2 separate regions of the Mus musculus genome follow, and region 1 is linked to region 2. The links are chromatin loops, found by intact Hi-C in ENCODE. Cell type or tissue: left cerebral cortex. All regions are shown on one strand.

Region 1 (8,000 bases), 460 kb before region 2:
TGGGATTTCCTCAGATCATGGAGACCCTGGACAATTTGGGAATACGAGGGTTTCTTATGGAAAGAGGAAGTGGTAAGAGGCAGGTCCCTAGCAAGGTGTGAAGGCTGTTCAGTGCTCTAGTTGACACCTATTGGACAGCAGACAACAGGGGCATGCCCTACCTTGTGATTGTGAGCCAGCGGCAGATGTAGGCAGGGTCCCAAGCTGGCTGATGGACAGGCTAGACAGAACCTTCTTGAGTTTAGTCCTATCTTCTCTTCTGCCTTCCATGAGATCCTGTCCTTTCAGCTTGTCTGATAACCCATCGTCCTTTCTCTACCACAAGTGTGGCCACTGGGCCACAGGTCAAGTTCAGAATGCAGAAGCCACAGCCCTCCCAGGCCCGTTGGTCCCCAGCTCTTGGCTGGCACACTTTCTTCTCTGTTTCTTCCTCTGGAAGCAGGATAGGATAAGCAAGAAAGCCTAGTACCCACTATCTGACTTCCTGTCTCTGTGGATCTGATGATGCTGGGACTGTCACATGACTGGAGTCCCACAGAATATGTCCTCCCATATTCTCCACCACTTCTCTTTTTCTTCTTCTTCTTCTTCTTCTTCTTCTTCTTCTTCCTCTTCCTCTTCCTCTTCCTCTTCCTCTTCCTCTTCCTCTTCCTCTTCCTCTCCTCCTCCTCCTCCTCCTCCTCCTCCTCCTCCTCCTCCTTCTTCTTCTTCTTCTTCTTCTTCTTCTTCTTCTTCTTCTTCTTCTTCTTCTTCTTCTTCTCTTCCTCTTTCTGTTTTAGAGAGGACCTTACTATACAGCTCTTCCTGTTTCAGCCTCCCAAACAGACAATTCGACCCCAGTTGGCCACTGAACTTGCTGTGGGATATTGAAGGGGCTCTCCCATCAGAGTGATGTCATCATGCTTGTCAGTCAAAGACTGGACCCTTTAGCTCCAGTCTCCATCTTCCTTCCCTAGTGGGAACTATGTCCGGGGCAATGATGTTATACTTGCATTCCCTTGGGGTTTGGCTCATTCAGTCATTTATTTGCTCAGAAAATGTAAACCCAGGCCCTAGTGTCAAGGTGAATATATTGCCCACTTGCAAAATGTTGTCTGATTAAGGTTTCCTCCCTTCCTCTCTCTCCATTTCTTCTTTCAGTTCCAAGGACAAACTTCAAAAAGGTCAAAAATGCTTCTTGCAAAAGAGAGATCTCAAAGTCTTCTATCCTTCGCAGAACTGCCAAAGGCAGAGGTGAGGCTTTGCTACTTCAGACCCCAGAGTCTGTGAGTCTAGCTGGTGAGGGTGACACATTGCTCTTGATTCTATGCTGGGGACATTGGCTACCAGAGGCCACCTACTTTGCTATATACAAGGAGCTTGGGATCCTGGGATCTGAAGGTTCCTTGCCATGGAATGGAAGTCTGTAACTCCCCAAGTGATGTGAGCTGTCCTTATGCCCCTGCAGACTGGAATGGCATAAAGCCATCTGGCCACACTGCTCATGTTCTCAGTCTATTGCTCATCAGAACAGCGACATGCTAGGAAGACTGAGTAAAGTGGTACCCCTACCTTTCTTCTTATCTGAGGTGTGTTGCTGCTTTGATGCCCTCCCAGGTAACCTGGAAAAGGGTATGCCTTCCTGATTTGGGATCAAGGACTACAGGTGGAAGCATGCTTGGTGATACCTGTATCTCTGTGGCACCATGAGCTGCCTGCAAGTGCTCCACCCTGGCCTATGTGGCTGTCTGTTTTATGGCAAGTTTTCAGGGGATCTAGTTAGAGACCCTATGGGTGGTAAGCTCTGGACCTGTGCTCCTTATTAGTGCACCAGACACATTCTGAGACTGTACCTGAGCCCTTGTTGAGGCTCCTGCTCCCGCCTGGCCTCAGCAATACCACTAAGACTTCCCAGGTAGGGAGATGGGTTGTGGTCAGTTTGGCAGGACTGAGCCTAAAGTCCACACAGGGTCTGGGAGAACTTTTAAGGTGCCTTTTGGAATGTCTCTGCCTCAGTTTCCCCACTTCATGAGGCCACTATTCTGGGCCCATCAGCATGGGTAGCATGTGCTCTGTGCACAACCTCACCTCCATTTCTTTTTTTTTTTTTTTTTTTTTTTTTTTTTAAAGATTCATTTATTTATTATATGTAAGTACACTGTAGCTGTCTTCAGACACTCCAGAAGAGGGCGTTCGTTACGGATGGTTGTGAGCCACCATGTGGTTGCTGGGATTTGAACTCTGGACCTTTGGAAGAGCAGTCGGTGCTCTTAACCACTGAGCCATCTCACCAGCCCCCTCACCTCCATTTCTGTTCAGTGTCCTGCCTCCCCTGCTCCCAAGCAGTCTCTGTCTTCTAGAGTAATGAGTCTTTGCCTAGCACATACTATGCTCAGCAGAGGGTGCACATGAGTCTTCCAGCTGGCCAGAGGTGGCACAGGTCAGGAAGGACAAACACCTCTAGAATCCAAGACTGAGAGACAGCAAAACTACAGGAAGATTCTGGAAGGTGCCCTGAACAGGCATACAATACAGCCATCTTCCACATCATCATCTCCCTCATTCGCAGCTTTCCGTTGTTTTGTTTTAATGGCTTGCTTGAAAAATGACCTGCCGTCTGCCTGACACAGGGTCAGAGGGCGCGCCACCAGCAGCATTCATCATTGTAGTCACCGTGTCACCCTGATGGTAGTGACCATTAGTTTCTGTCAGTGACGAAGCCACAGCTGGGCTAAGGAGAGATGAGTTTGGGTTCAGGGGTCAGAGCTACAGGACTTGGGAATTGGATGAATTAGAAATTTGCTGTAGTTAACAAAAAATTAAATCACAATAGTTATAAAATATTCATCCATCCGGGCCAAAGGAAAATGAAGCCCGATATTTAATTTCAGATTATATCACCTCACTTTGCATTTTTTATCATAGATTAGGTCGGCCTGGAGCTTTGACAGGGCACTTGGGGACTCCATCCATTTCCACAGATTAAAAATCCTCCCATAAAAAAATTAATTGCCATTAAACTGTTCAGCAGAAGAAAAAAATGTGCCCATCAGGACCCATTTATCGACCAGGACTCCTCTGGTGGGCTAATGGGGAGCCTGGGTGGCTGTGAGGGAGGCCAGTGGGGCCATTCTCCCTACATGGTGCCTCTGGCCCAGTGCCTGGCGCTGGCCCAGTGCCTGGTGCGCAGAGAGAGCGTGATCAGCTCAGTGCATCACCGAAGGGCAGGGCTCAAGTGCTTACGAAGCTCCTTCCCATCCCTACTGAGCCTGGATGTGCTCTGCACAGCCAAACCCCACCCCAGACTCCAGAGTTCAGCTTGGGTTTCCACCTGCAGAGCTGTGAAAGCAGCAGTCTCTGGCACGTTACCCTCTCTTATAGATGGAATAGTCTAAGCACTGGTCCTACAGCTGTATCTCATGAACAGCAGCTGGGCTTAGCCTTGGGTCTGGAACTGAGACTTCAGGGTTGACCTTTCTTGGCCCAGGGTCCTGTTCTTCTGGGGAATGTCTTAAAGTGTCTCCATTCAGCGATGCAACCATCTCCTAAAACAAAAGCAAAAATTTGCATACTAATGGTGCAAATTTATTTACATATTTTGCATAAAGGATTAAATCTTCCCTGAATATTTGATACTGTCGGGTGCACAAGCATCCTCAAGTGTTTTCAGAGTTAATTGATGTGTCAGGAGTGTGTTTAGGGCTATTTCAGAAATTGTTGGGAATTCTGTCCTAATCCCTAGCCAGTGTCCACTTAACAGTTTTGTTTTTTTTTGTTTTTAGTTTATTTTACATGTGAGTGTTTTACCTGCATGTATGCATATGCACCATAAATATGCCTGGTGCCTCTGAAGCTGGAAAAGGGCAGGTAACTCCTTGATGGGAGTTACAGGTCACATGCGAGTCACCAGGCATGGTGCTGAAAACGGAACCTGGGTCCTCTGGGAGAGCAGCCAGTGCTCTTCACACTGAGCATCTCTCCAGCCCCTTAAGAATTCTTTAAAGTGAAATTTAAGTCAGTAACTCAAAGAGCAGTTTTAGAAACCAAACACTCAAGCACAGTAGAGTCAAGAGGACTGATTTGAGACTTACATACTCAGACATGATCACAGGAAAACAGATTTTTAAAAATATATATAACAAAACCAGCATGTCTCTATAAAAGCAGGAAACTTTTATGGATAGTGAAATCATGGCAGTTCACGACGTGCACTGACCTGGAGTCTAGCTGAGATGTTTGAGGTGTGTGTGTTGGAGTTGTGTGGTATGATGGTGAGTGTTGTGTGTTCAGAACTAAGGCAGATGTGAATCCTTGTGATGTAACATGGGTGAGCACTGATAGACATCTTCACAAAGCATTTGAGTTTATATGGATTCTGGCTTGCTATGTGTTTAGAAACTTTTTTTACTTTTGCCTTTTTTTTTTCTGCCCCACATTCTGTTACACAGCCCCATATGGGATCAAAACCTACAGTTTTAAGAAGTTGAGGGTCAAGCTGGGCAGTGGTGGTCCACACCTTTGATCCTAGCACTTGGGAGGCAGAGGAAGGCAGATCTCTGTGAGTTTGAGGCCAGACTGGTCTACAGAGTGAATTCCAGGACAGCTAGGACTATACAGAAATCCTGTCTTAAAAAACAAACAAACAAACAAACAAAACCCAGAAAACAAATCAACCAACCAACCAAACAAACAAAATAGAGGAAGCAGCTGAGGCCTAGAGAAAGCATAGCCTGTCCCCATAGAGGGACTGGCTGGATGATGCCCGTCTTCTTCCCAGGAAAGGGAGTTTAAGGCCTGGAACACTGGGTGACTTGGAGCAGCTCGCCCCAGCAGAGTTTCTCCAGATTATGCAACATAGGCCTTTGTTTTCCTTTGACCTGGATAGGTGAATATTTTTCAACTATCATGACTTAACTATTTTTCAAAATGTTTTAAAATTAAAAAAATATTTATTTTTAAGTTTTATGTGTATGGGTAGTCTGCCTACATATATGTCCATGAGCCTCTTGCATGCCTGGTACCTGAGTAGACCAGAAGAGACTGTCAAATTCTTGGGGACTGCAATTACAGGCATTGTAAGCTGCCATGGGTACTGGGATCAAAGCTGGGACTGTGGAAGAGCAGCCAGTGCCTCTTAACCATTGAGCCATCTCTCCAGTCCCCAATGGCTAAAATTTCTAAACCATGGCAGATTGCTATTTAACTAACAACTGTCAGGTTAGAGGAGGGAGGAGGGAGGAGGGAGGAGAAGGGCTTGACTCAGGTAGGCTGCCCAAAGGGGTCTGTGCTCTGGATAGTCTTACCTGTGATGTGTTGCCCATAGGGCACAGGGCAAGTCCTGGCTTGGTCTACATGGATGATCCCTGGTGTCACCTGAAGCAGGGGTGTGGGTAGAGTGACTTGAACCATACGGTGTAATCTCAGTTTTGCAGAGCGGACTGGAAACAGTGGTATGTCTGTGCCTGTGACCATGTTTGTGTGAGAGCCTATGCATGAACGTGCGTTTGCTCCCGTGTGAGTGTACCAAGCATTTGTATATGGTTGCCTGTGTGTATTTGAGTGTGGGCTCTTATATGAGGGGGCACATCTGTGAGCATGCGAATATGCAAGCCTGTGTGCTAATGTAAATGAGCTTATGTGAATGTACGTGAGCCTGTGTGGGAGCTTTGAGTATGTGGATACATATGAGCCCATGTGAATGTGTGCTTGTGTTTAAATACATGGATGTGTGAATCTGTGTGAGCATTGTGGTAGCCTGTGTAAGAATGCTGTGAACTTACTGTGCACTGTGGATAGGGCAGAGTGTTTGTCCTACATGGTGGCCTTCTAGAAGGAATTGCATAAAGTATACATGACTATATTCAGAAGCAAAGGCATGATGGATGGGATGCCCTGGAATGTCCACATTTTCTCTGCAGGATGAACATTCTGTGCTCTGCCACATCTGGTTTGCAGTAAGTTCACAGCTTATTTGTTTCTTTGGTTTGGTTTGTGTTTCGAGACAGGGTTTCTGCGTAACAGAGTCCTGGCTGTCCTGGACTCGCTTTGTAGATCAAGCTGGCCCCAAAGTCTCAGAGATCCATTTGCCTCTGCCTCCAGAGTGCTGGGATTAAAGGTGTGTGCCATCACACCTGGTCAGTTCACAGTTCTTTTACACAGGCTTCTATAGAGGATGGAACCTGTGTGAGCCTGTGAGTGTATGTGAGTCTGTGTGGAACTGAGCATCGTGACTTGTGAGTGTGTAAGAACGAGCCTTGTGAACATGTGGGAATGAGTATGTGAGAGTGGGTGGAAGGCCTGCCTCCTGTCTTTGTGGGGCTTTGTAACTGGGGTTGTCAAGGTGGCCAGTCAGTGTTAGCATTAGATGCAATTTGAGATTATGAAGTAAAACCTGAAACAATCATCGGGACATGTGACATGTTAAGTCACATGTCCCCATGTGATAGTGTTAAGGGAAGCTTGGTTGTGTTGGTCATTTATTTTTGTACCATTAGGCCAGCTAAACTTGTCTCTGATCCTGATTCCACTGATGTGACTCTAACAAGTTTCAGGGAACCTTAATCTCTTTGCTAAGGTCATGACATTGCTGGCTGTTGTGGCTCTGGTGTGAGCCCATGGCTGAGTGACCAGCTGCAGGTGTCATCTGGGGCTGTGGCCTTGTCATTGTTCCTGGTCAAGTGTAGGTTGTGTGCCTGGGCTAGTGTTGAACAGCCCATAGGTAGACCTGTTAGGGGCAAGGTTTTATATAACCTCCATTGAGCAGGCTCCTAGGACTTCACTATTACAGAGATGCACCATGCTGGCTAGTGACTAAACGATTGGCTTTGTTCCCACAGGGGTTTGGATATGAGGGGTTTCTCTGTGGACCCTTGCGGGGCATGCTAAGCTGTCTCTGGAATTGGTATGGCCCCTTGCCAGTGGTCTGAGAGCCATGGGTCCTACTGTGTGTTTTCTATTTAAGATTCTGAGTTGGCTGGTGTGTACGCCTGGCGAAAAGGACAAGCCCTCGTGAGGCGGTTGCTTGGGCCCCCTGCTGCCCTCTCCCGGCTCCAGAGCAAGGTCCCTGACATGGAATTAGGTACCTCAGGCCTCAGCCTTGGCCTGGTCTGTTTTGCTGTGGCATTAGTGGGTGGGCACAGAGAACATTTCTTTGCTACCTGGGAGGGTGGAAGCTGGGTAGCCTCTCTTAAGCTTTCCCTCAGAGATGGAAATTTGGGTATAATTATCTTTACAAACCGGAAGAGAGAGGCTCTTCTCAGCTTTGGGAACAGATGTACTACTTGATCTTTTGTGAAGAGAGCAGATGGGAGAGACCACTCATGAGGTGGACACCCATCACCCCTCCATGTGCACCCTGTTAACACACATAAAACAGGTGGCTCACTTAAAAGCAGCCCCTATTCTCCTTTGTGTGCTGATCATGAGGGCTGAGGCTGAGAGGAAATTTGTGGGGATGAGGCCAGGGCCTCCCTAGTCACCCCATGTTGTCTCCTGAATGGAGGAACAGGTCTGTTCTTTCCTCCAGCCCTCAGACCCTAACACTACTTTGTCGCCTGTCTTTGCAGGCTCTGACAGGAAAGCAGCAGCTGTCAAGGCCTCACCTGCCCACACCTGGTTGTGTAAACCCATGTCTGCCCACAGTGACCAGCAGGTTTCCAAGCATACACCCAGCCTGGCTTTCCAGGATCAGTCAGCAACTATCCATGGTGCTATGGAGACCCTACAAGACCTGCGCCAACAAATCCAGGCTGGCCTGGAGCTTACCAGGAGCCCCAGAGTGGACAGGAAGCTCTCACTATCGAAACCAAAGCCACAGAACCTGGTAGGGAAGAGGGATCGGGGACTCCAAAGCACCCAGGACATGCAGGGCTCCTCAAAGACTGCTTGGACTGTGACAGAAGGAAAGAACTCTTCCTTGCACAGAGCTGGGAACTTGCACAGCCAGCAACACAGGAAGAAAGCCTTGGCTGAGCACGAGTCTTGTCCACGGAGGACCTGGACAGGACAGGGGCAAGACTCCT
Region 2 (8,000 bases):
ATGTGGACACAGCTACAGGATACTGCCTGGATTGTGGTATGATAATCATTGAGAAACACAGTGGACACCACTGGATACCCTGAGTCAAATGACTTGGCTAAATAAAGGTAAGTCATTTCTCATGTCACACATATCTATTCCACAGAGAAAAAGCCCTGCATCTTCTGCACTTATAAGTCAGACTGACCGCCCACATTGCCATGGAGACCAAGGAGACCTCTGAGAACTGTTGGCTAGTGGACTCTGTCATTTTTAAAGTAATATATAACTGGTATATAACGGATAGACTATTGTTTATTCTTTCTTAGACTTCTGACTACATTGGCAGCTAGAAAAAAGCTTTCACAAGATGCCATCTGTTATCTTCTTACCTAAACTGTTTCCATTAATCAAATGCTTCATATTGCCTCTTCTTGCTATGCCACTGTCTTAACATTATCTGAGTTCCTATAAATTTGCCTAACTCTAATAAAATATTCCACTATATGATACAACTTTTTCAACTTTTTAATCACAAATTCTTGTTCCTTCTGCTCCACAAAAGGTTCATCCTAAAGACTACTCATGTTGCTAACTCATGTTGTTAACTCCCTTACAAGCTACAGGAAACCTACTCAGATCTGCCTCTCATGGACCAAATAGCCTGCATCCAGACAAGTACATCTGCCCAAGGTTTCCACTTGCTACCTATTCCAAAGGATGGGATTCCTCTGGGTTTCAAATGTACATCTTAAGAAAACATTTTTCTTTCTCCCAAACATACTTAATCTTATTCTCTACCTATAATAATGTGTTTCAACATCTTGTCAAGTCCAGGTGCTGAATACACCCAGGACCACTCCAGAGGAGCAACCTTCAGATGCCCCAAGGAACAGTTACAGGACTTGTTCCTTCTCCTTCTGACCTATCCTCAGATGGCTCCACAGACTCTGGACAGCAAGGAAACAGCTGACTCTCCTAAGACAAGACAAACATCCGCCATACTCATCCTTCTGAGTTCCCTAGAGACACGTCGTCCCCAAAGCCAGCTAGAAGTAGTCAGATATTACGATGACCCTATTCCTGCTTTGCCGTGACCTCTTTCTAATTTTTCTTTTTAATTAAACCAAAACAGGGGAATGTTAGCATTCTGTCTAAACTCTACCCCACAGTTACCTGGCAACAGCCAGGTATGCTGCTCCTCACAGTTACCTGGCAACAGCCAGGTAGACCTGGCCCACTATAAAAAGGGCTGCTTGCCCCCTCCTCCCTCTCTTGCCCTCTTGTCTCCCTCTCTTGTCTTCTTACCTCTTGCTCTCTTGTTCCCACTCTGTCCCCATTCCCTTCCCCCTTTCTCCATGTGCTCATGGCCAGCCTCTACCTCTACTTCTCTACTCTTTCCCTCTCTCTGCCTTTCTCTGCCTCTACTACCCTCTTAACTCCCTACCCCATACCCTGAATAAACTGTATTCTATAATATACTGTCGTGTGGCTGGTCCCTTAGAGGGGAGGGATGCTTTGCCATGGGCCCGCCAAGGCACCCCCTTCCCCTACACCTCACCACACCCCCATAGAACATATCTTATATCTCTTTATCTTTTTTAAACATCAATAAGTCTGGGGAAATATGTGTGGAAATGGATTTTAAGTGTGGTTGTTGTGGGGTGTTCACTAGAGAAGACTGCCTGGATATGGATTTAAGCCAATGGAAAGTCTTTATTAGCCAGCTGGCAACTACACTGGGTGTTTGGGATCCCAGTGTTACGCTGAGCCTTTCTCGGGGTGAGATTTTAAACATAGCCTTGTCCTGGGTTGACACACTTCAGTTGACAAGAACGTTGGCCAGAAGCAGAATTGTAGAAGCCAGTACTTATAGTTTCCTAGAACTGTGGACTTTGATGGATTAGGTCTCTTAGGTTCTACTAGATGATTCTGTCTCTATGCTCAGTTTTACAGCCTGAATGGTCCTCCCATCATGGAGTCAGTTGTGCTAAGACCTGGGTCGCTGTTATAGCAATGTTGTGGGGCTCCCACCAGAGAGGACCACCCGGAAACAGTCTATGAGACTAGTGTAAGTCTTTATTGCAGTTAGTTGGTGACTACATCTGGGTACTTGGGACCCAAATACAGGAGTGAGCCTTCTTCAGGGTCATATTTAAGCAAGAAATCATAGCCTGTTGGGAAAGCCCTCAAGGTTCTCTTGGTACAGCTACAGGCTAAGCAAAACTTACAAAAAGCTAGACTCTGAGATTAGCAAAATTAGGGAGGTCAGGCTGTTAGAAAGAGCTCAAGGCCTTAGGTGGTTTTTCTTCCTGGGAAAACAGTTACTTGGTAACTCCCTTGGGCTCCCTTACAGTTACTGGTACTTTATTCAGCAAGACAAAGTTCATCTAAGGTGCCAAAATGGAGGCACCAGAGACAACTTGCAGCTCTTGTTACTGTGGAAGAAACATAAAGGGATCAGACAGAGTTTATTGACATGGGCCCTTTGAGTGGAGAGTCTAGGTTTAATATGGAAGCTCACACAGTTAAAAAAAAAAGGTGTCAAAGGTTTGTTTGAAAGGTTGGCTGAAGCATTTGTCAAAAGATGGCCACTGAAAAGGAGTTGGAGATGCCTGCTATCCCTTGGCTGAGTGTTGATGAAGGGATTTTAAGGCTCAGGGAAGTTGCAGTGCTAGAGTGGGTACACTATGTAAACGATATCCTCCACAATGGGAAGGCCCAGAAGACAAGCCCTTCATGAATCCTGTAAGGTACACAGTATCGAGAGGAGCACCAGCACTTGAAGAGCTTTGTTGTCCTTTTTCTTGTCCCAGACTGGAGGGCTGAAGATGGCTGCTGCTCAGTTGAATGAATTAAATGCTGTAGGTTGAATTGGGCCCAGGGTAGCAGGGGCCAGATGGCTGCAGTGAATCATGAAAGGCAAGCTGATTGTAGATGTCATAATGGGCAGCAGAGACAAAACAATGTCTGACCGTGAGTAATGGTGGACCCGAAATGGTCAGGACAGGCAAAGTGAACTCAGCAATGGCATCACTCATCTGGACCTTCGGTACTGTAATCAGTCATGGTGCTTCCAGGCACGAAATAGATAAGAAGCCTACTGAAGTTTTGTTTGATCTGTATAAATGAAAAAAAAATCTCCAACAAATAAAAGAAATGCCACAATGGATGATGGCAAAAGTGATCCAATTTCCAGACTTGAGGCAGTTTGCCGACCCAGAATCCCTTAAGTGTAGGGACGCCCAGATTCCCCTGAGGAAGGACCTTGATAAAGTAACTAAAAATTTCACTATTAGCCTTTCCCCAGTCCTTGCCCAGAGAGACCTATGCATGGCCTTTGTCACGGGTAACTGCATACTGGGGAGAAAGGAAACGATCAGACTCTCCAGAGTCTACTTGATACTGGTTGTGAATTGACACTGGTTCTGGGAGATCTCAAGAAACATTGTGGCCTCCAGTTAAAGTGGGGGCTTATGGAGGCCTGGTGATTAATGGAGTTCTCACTGAAGTCTGACTCACAGTAGGTCCAGTGGGTCCCTGAGTTCATCCTGTGGTTATTTCCCCAGCCCCAGAACGTATAACTGGGATAGATAGACTTAGAAGTTGGCAGAATCCTCACATTGGTTCCCTGACCTGTGGAGTGAGGGTTGTTATAGTTGGAAAGGCTAGATGCAAATCTTTAGAGTTGCCTTTACTAAGGAAAAGAGTGAATCAAAAACAGTATTGCATCCCTGGGAGAATTGCAGAAATTAATGCCACCGTCAAAGAGCTGAAAGATGCAGGAATGATAGTTCCCACTACATCTTCCTTAACTCTCCTATCTGGCCAGTGCAGAAGACAGATGGATCGTGGAGAATGACAGCTGACTGTCAAAAATCCCACTAAGTATTGTCTCTTATTGCAGCTGCTTTACCGGATATGGTGTCTGTACTTCAGAGAATTATCACACATCCTGCTGTGGTTCTCATGTTTGTTGTGGGTCCCAGGATCTGCCTATCTTTGCCCTCTGGTGGTGTCTAGACTCTGCCAACACACAAGCCAGGCAGAGTCTGGGACAGGGAGTCTGCAGCCCACGTTTCCCTTTTGTGAAATTTTGTGAGAATGCAGCTACACACCAACCCAGAGGAGAAGGAGGGTCTGGGATGAATGCTGTAGTCCCAAGGCTGCCTCTTGGGGTGCCCAAGCAGTGTCAGTGTACTGGCCTGGAGAGAGGAAGTCAGTAATGGAGTCTGAGGTCTGTGTCTCCCTTTGGGGGCACAAGAGCACTGCTGTGTGCCACTTGAATGGGTGAGCGGAACCGAGATAACAGGGAGGAGCGAGTGCCGAGTGCTGGAAGGCTTTCTTCCAGAAGTTTAGTGTTGGGGTTCTTTTAGGCGAAGGTCTTCCCCATGGTGATCTTTCATGAAGCAAGTCTCTGAGATGACCTTAGCTTGTTCATATTTCTTTCCTGGGGGTGGTTGTGCATACAGTTTATTCGAGGTAATCTCCGGGATTATATAATTTGGGGGAAGGGTATAGGAATATCCAGGAAGGGAAGGTCATTGGCTGAACGTTTAGGCTGCTGGGATGCTTCATTAGCAGGGAGAGGAGTTCCAGGTGCTGCATCGTATGCCTGACTCCCCTGGTCCCCTCAGTTTGGAGTGGTTGATATATGTTCCAGAGCAGGCAGAGAGGGCAGCTCCACACCTGCCATCTAAGATCTCTGAGATTTCCCAGGGTTTGACCACACCCCACCTCCAGTTCTTATGCCCGTCTGATAGCACAGCCCATGTGCCCTATAGCCTGGTATGTGGTGCACAACAATTGATTGAGCAAAATGCCCTTTGCTCAGTGCCTGTCCATAAGACCCACCAGAAGCAATTCACTCTGAGCTGGCAAGACCAACAGTATACCTTTACAGTTTTATCTCAAGGATTTATTAACTCTCCAGCCCTATGTCATAACTTAGAGGGATCTTGATCATGCGTCTCTTCTAGAAAATATCCCATTGGTGCACAATGTCCATGATATTATGCTGATTAGACAAAGTGAGCAGGAAGCAGTAACCACTTTGGACTTGTTGGTAACACAACTCCTCGGAGGATGGGAACCAAACACAACTAAAATTCAAGGGCCTTCTACCTCAGTGACATTCTTAGGAGTCCAGTGGTGTGGGGCAGCAGATATCTAGTCTTGTCCTGTTTCCTTGTCTTCAGGGGGTGGAGGAGTGGAGTGGGGTGGGGTGGGGAAAGCCCACAAGGCAGGACCAGTCCTAGACTGTGCAGAAGACAGCATGGGAACTTGGGGAGCTTGGCTATGGCCCCATCTCCTTCATGCAGCCCTCTAAGAGAGGACAGAGGCCTGCATGTGCTGGTCAGCCACTTCCTGCCATTCTTCAGGACAGCCATTATTCTGATTCCCAAGTGTCACGATCAATACTGTCAATTGGACAGGATCTCTAATCTTCTTGGATACAGCCCGTGAGAATGCTTGTGAGGGAGTCTCTAGATTGAGCTCACTGAGACAGGAGGCCCACCGTACATCTCCGTGGCAGCATCCCAGATGGAATAAAAAAAGTGAGGAAGTGAGCACCACTGTCCACTTCTCTCCACCTCCGGAGTGACAGCTGCCTCAGGCACAAGGAATCTTGCCCGTGTGACCCCAGATAAACCCTCTCTTCCTCAGGCTGACTTTGCTGTGAGACAGGCTAGGCTGACTCCATGACAGGCTTCAAATTGACAGTTCATGAGACTAGGCCTAAATCTTTGTTTCCAAGAACTGGGCAAGAACAGGCCTCTGAAACTGCCCCCTCACCTAGCCTGAGGCTAGGACAATGGGTCAGTAGCAGTTTCCAAACTTCCCCATCAATAGTTTCCAGCCCCCAGCAATGGTTCTGGAATGTCCCTAGAGATAGAGGCAATGCTTAAGATAGACACCCTCCTTCCTGGAATTCCCCTATTATTCTTTAAATCAGGCCTGAAAACTCACTGGTGTGTCTCCATCTTGGTAATGGTAGACCCCAGCATGCTGGACTTCTGTAGAATAGAATGGTCTTTGCTTTTGCTTACTACTTGAGTCCAGCATATCATTCTTGGCGAATCATAGACCCTTACAGCTGCAGCTACAAGAAAACTACACGGGGGTGGGTTCCTGCACATCTGTCCATGCTGTGGTTCAGCAGGCTGCACCAAGTGATCCACAGACCAGGCTGCCTGGGAGTGACCATTCTGCCAGCTGGCCAGTCCTTGGAAGGCGACTCAGACCTACCTGGCCCTGCTGTCCCACAGCTGGAGTGCTAAGCACTGCTAAGGGAGAAACTGCCTCCTAAGAAATATCTTGAAATAAGCCACTAGGCTCCTTTGTGTGTACATGGGTGAGTGGGCATGTGTCTGTGTGAGTGTATGTGTGTGAGTGCATGAGCATGTATATGTGTATATATGTGAGTGATCCTGTAGATAAGCATGCATTGCACACATATGCATATGAATGAACACATGTATGTTTGAGCACATGAGCATGTGCATGTTCATATATGCCTGTGTACGTGAGTGTGTTTGCTTGTTAGAATGTGTGTTTGGTCCTGAGCATTTTGTCGTTTTGGAGGCTGTATATGCTCTGCCTCTGTCCTTCAGAGACAGCACAGCTGGGATCATCGTGCTGCCCCTCACACTCACTTCCTGATGCCATTCCTCTAATCCGGCCTCTTTCCTACAATTTTTCAATCCTGCCTTTATATGCTGACCCAAGGCCCAAGGCTCTGGCTTGCTGAAATGTATCACCTGCTGCAGACTGTGGTCATGAAGGAAGCTAACGTGAACATCTTTATAGACTGCTTGTGTGGGTACAGTGTTCACATCTCTCTGCTGCAGTCCAGGAGGGTCACTTCCAGCCCACGAAACACTATAACTTCTATCCTGCATGATCACCAACACATGGGACAGACCCTTATCCCAGCTGGGTTTCTATCACTAGTCCCTCAGGGAATCTAGTCCCAGAGGTGGTCATACAGGGTCTCAACCCCTCATCTGAAGACTTCCAGGTCTTACAGACCCTGTCTCCATAGAACCTCATGGGCCCTTGTGCAGGGTCCTTTAAGAGGTGACTCTGGGTTCAGTCTCTTGGATGCTCCGAGGGTGATCTTTACTACCATGGAGTCCTGTTTCTAAGAAAAGATCTTGAAGTGCCAAGTGCTATGTCCCTAAACACATGCTTGTCTTCATTCTTGAACCAAAGGAGGAACTTTATTTGGCAAAAGTCTTCATACATGAGTTAAGATCAGTTTGAATGTCTTGGTGGCTTAAATCTCATTGGCAGAGGAGGAAATGCAGACACAGAAGGCCATGTGAAGACAGAGGCCTAGAGTACGGAGATATGACCACAGGCCAGCATCAGAAAGAAAGAGGATGCCCAATGCTGGCCAGCATCAGAAAGAAAGAGGATGCCTAATGCTGTCTCCGCAGTGCCTGGATCTCAACTCTCTGGGGTGCAAAGCTGTAAGACAGTAAACCTCAAGATGCATCCTTTACTGCACATAGCATCCAGGGTAGTTTCCCACTCTTCTCAGACACACTATAAAAGGCCCCACTACAATCCTGACTCTGGGAATATATCACACAGTCTTCTACAAAGAGCTGGGTGTTCCTTTGCTTCAGCAGGACAACCCAGTGATGAGCAGAGTATAAGCTTTGAGATATGAAGCTCATGGTCACTCTGAGATGGACCTCCCCCAGCTTCTGACACCACTGGCTGTTGGTTACCCTGCCCGGTTCCCAACACCCCAGGCTGCTTGTCTTGTACCCAAACCAAAATTCACATACCAGAAGGCCTGGCTGGTTCCTCTATGGTCTATAAAAAGCAAAAATCTGGGGAGACAAGGGGATGTCAGATGGCTTGCTCAACCCCTGTCCCAGTCCTCAGGGCATCCGTGCAAGGCACACCAGGCTGTGAGCTGCCTTCTCTGGGCCTTTCTGAGTCAGAGAAGAGAACCTTACCTTTTTTTGTCATGTCGATGATATTTTGTGAGTCCAGCCCATATAGAT

What was found. Hi-C counts contacts between places; a loop is a spot of excess contacts. Peaks named below come from ENCODE experiments on the same cell type or tissue, not always from the same donor. Only the 100,000 strongest peaks of a DNase experiment are listed, where the experiment ranks them.
Region 1: a loop joins it to region 2, with 2.4 times the contacts of the local background. A loop is called at or near these places in 6 of 42 quality-filtered maps.

What each region holds. Positions count from the first base shown.
Region 1 is chr2:26,281,168-26,289,167 of GRCm38, reverse strand. Ccdc187 (coiled-coil domain containing 187) reads left to right here. Exons shown (of 10, transcript NM_177841.3): 4 at 1,141-1,233; 5 at 7,545-8,000. Among named protein-coding and RNA genes, the nearest start is that of Ccdc187, 9.4 kb to the left of the region's middle. In left cerebral cortex, no CTCF peak of the experiment used is centred here; a DNase peak (open chromatin) is centred at 3,229.
Region 2 is chr2:25,824,723-25,832,722 of GRCm38, reverse strand. Lcn9 (lipocalin 9) reads right to left here. Exons shown (of 7, transcript NM_029959.2): 5 at 7,953-8,000; 6 at 7,779-7,823; 7 at 7,186-7,452. The coding sequence ends at 7,807. Among named protein-coding and RNA genes, the nearest start is that of Lcn9, 5.6 kb to the right of the region's middle. In left cerebral cortex, a CTCF peak has its summit at 4,146; no DNase peak of the experiment used is centred here.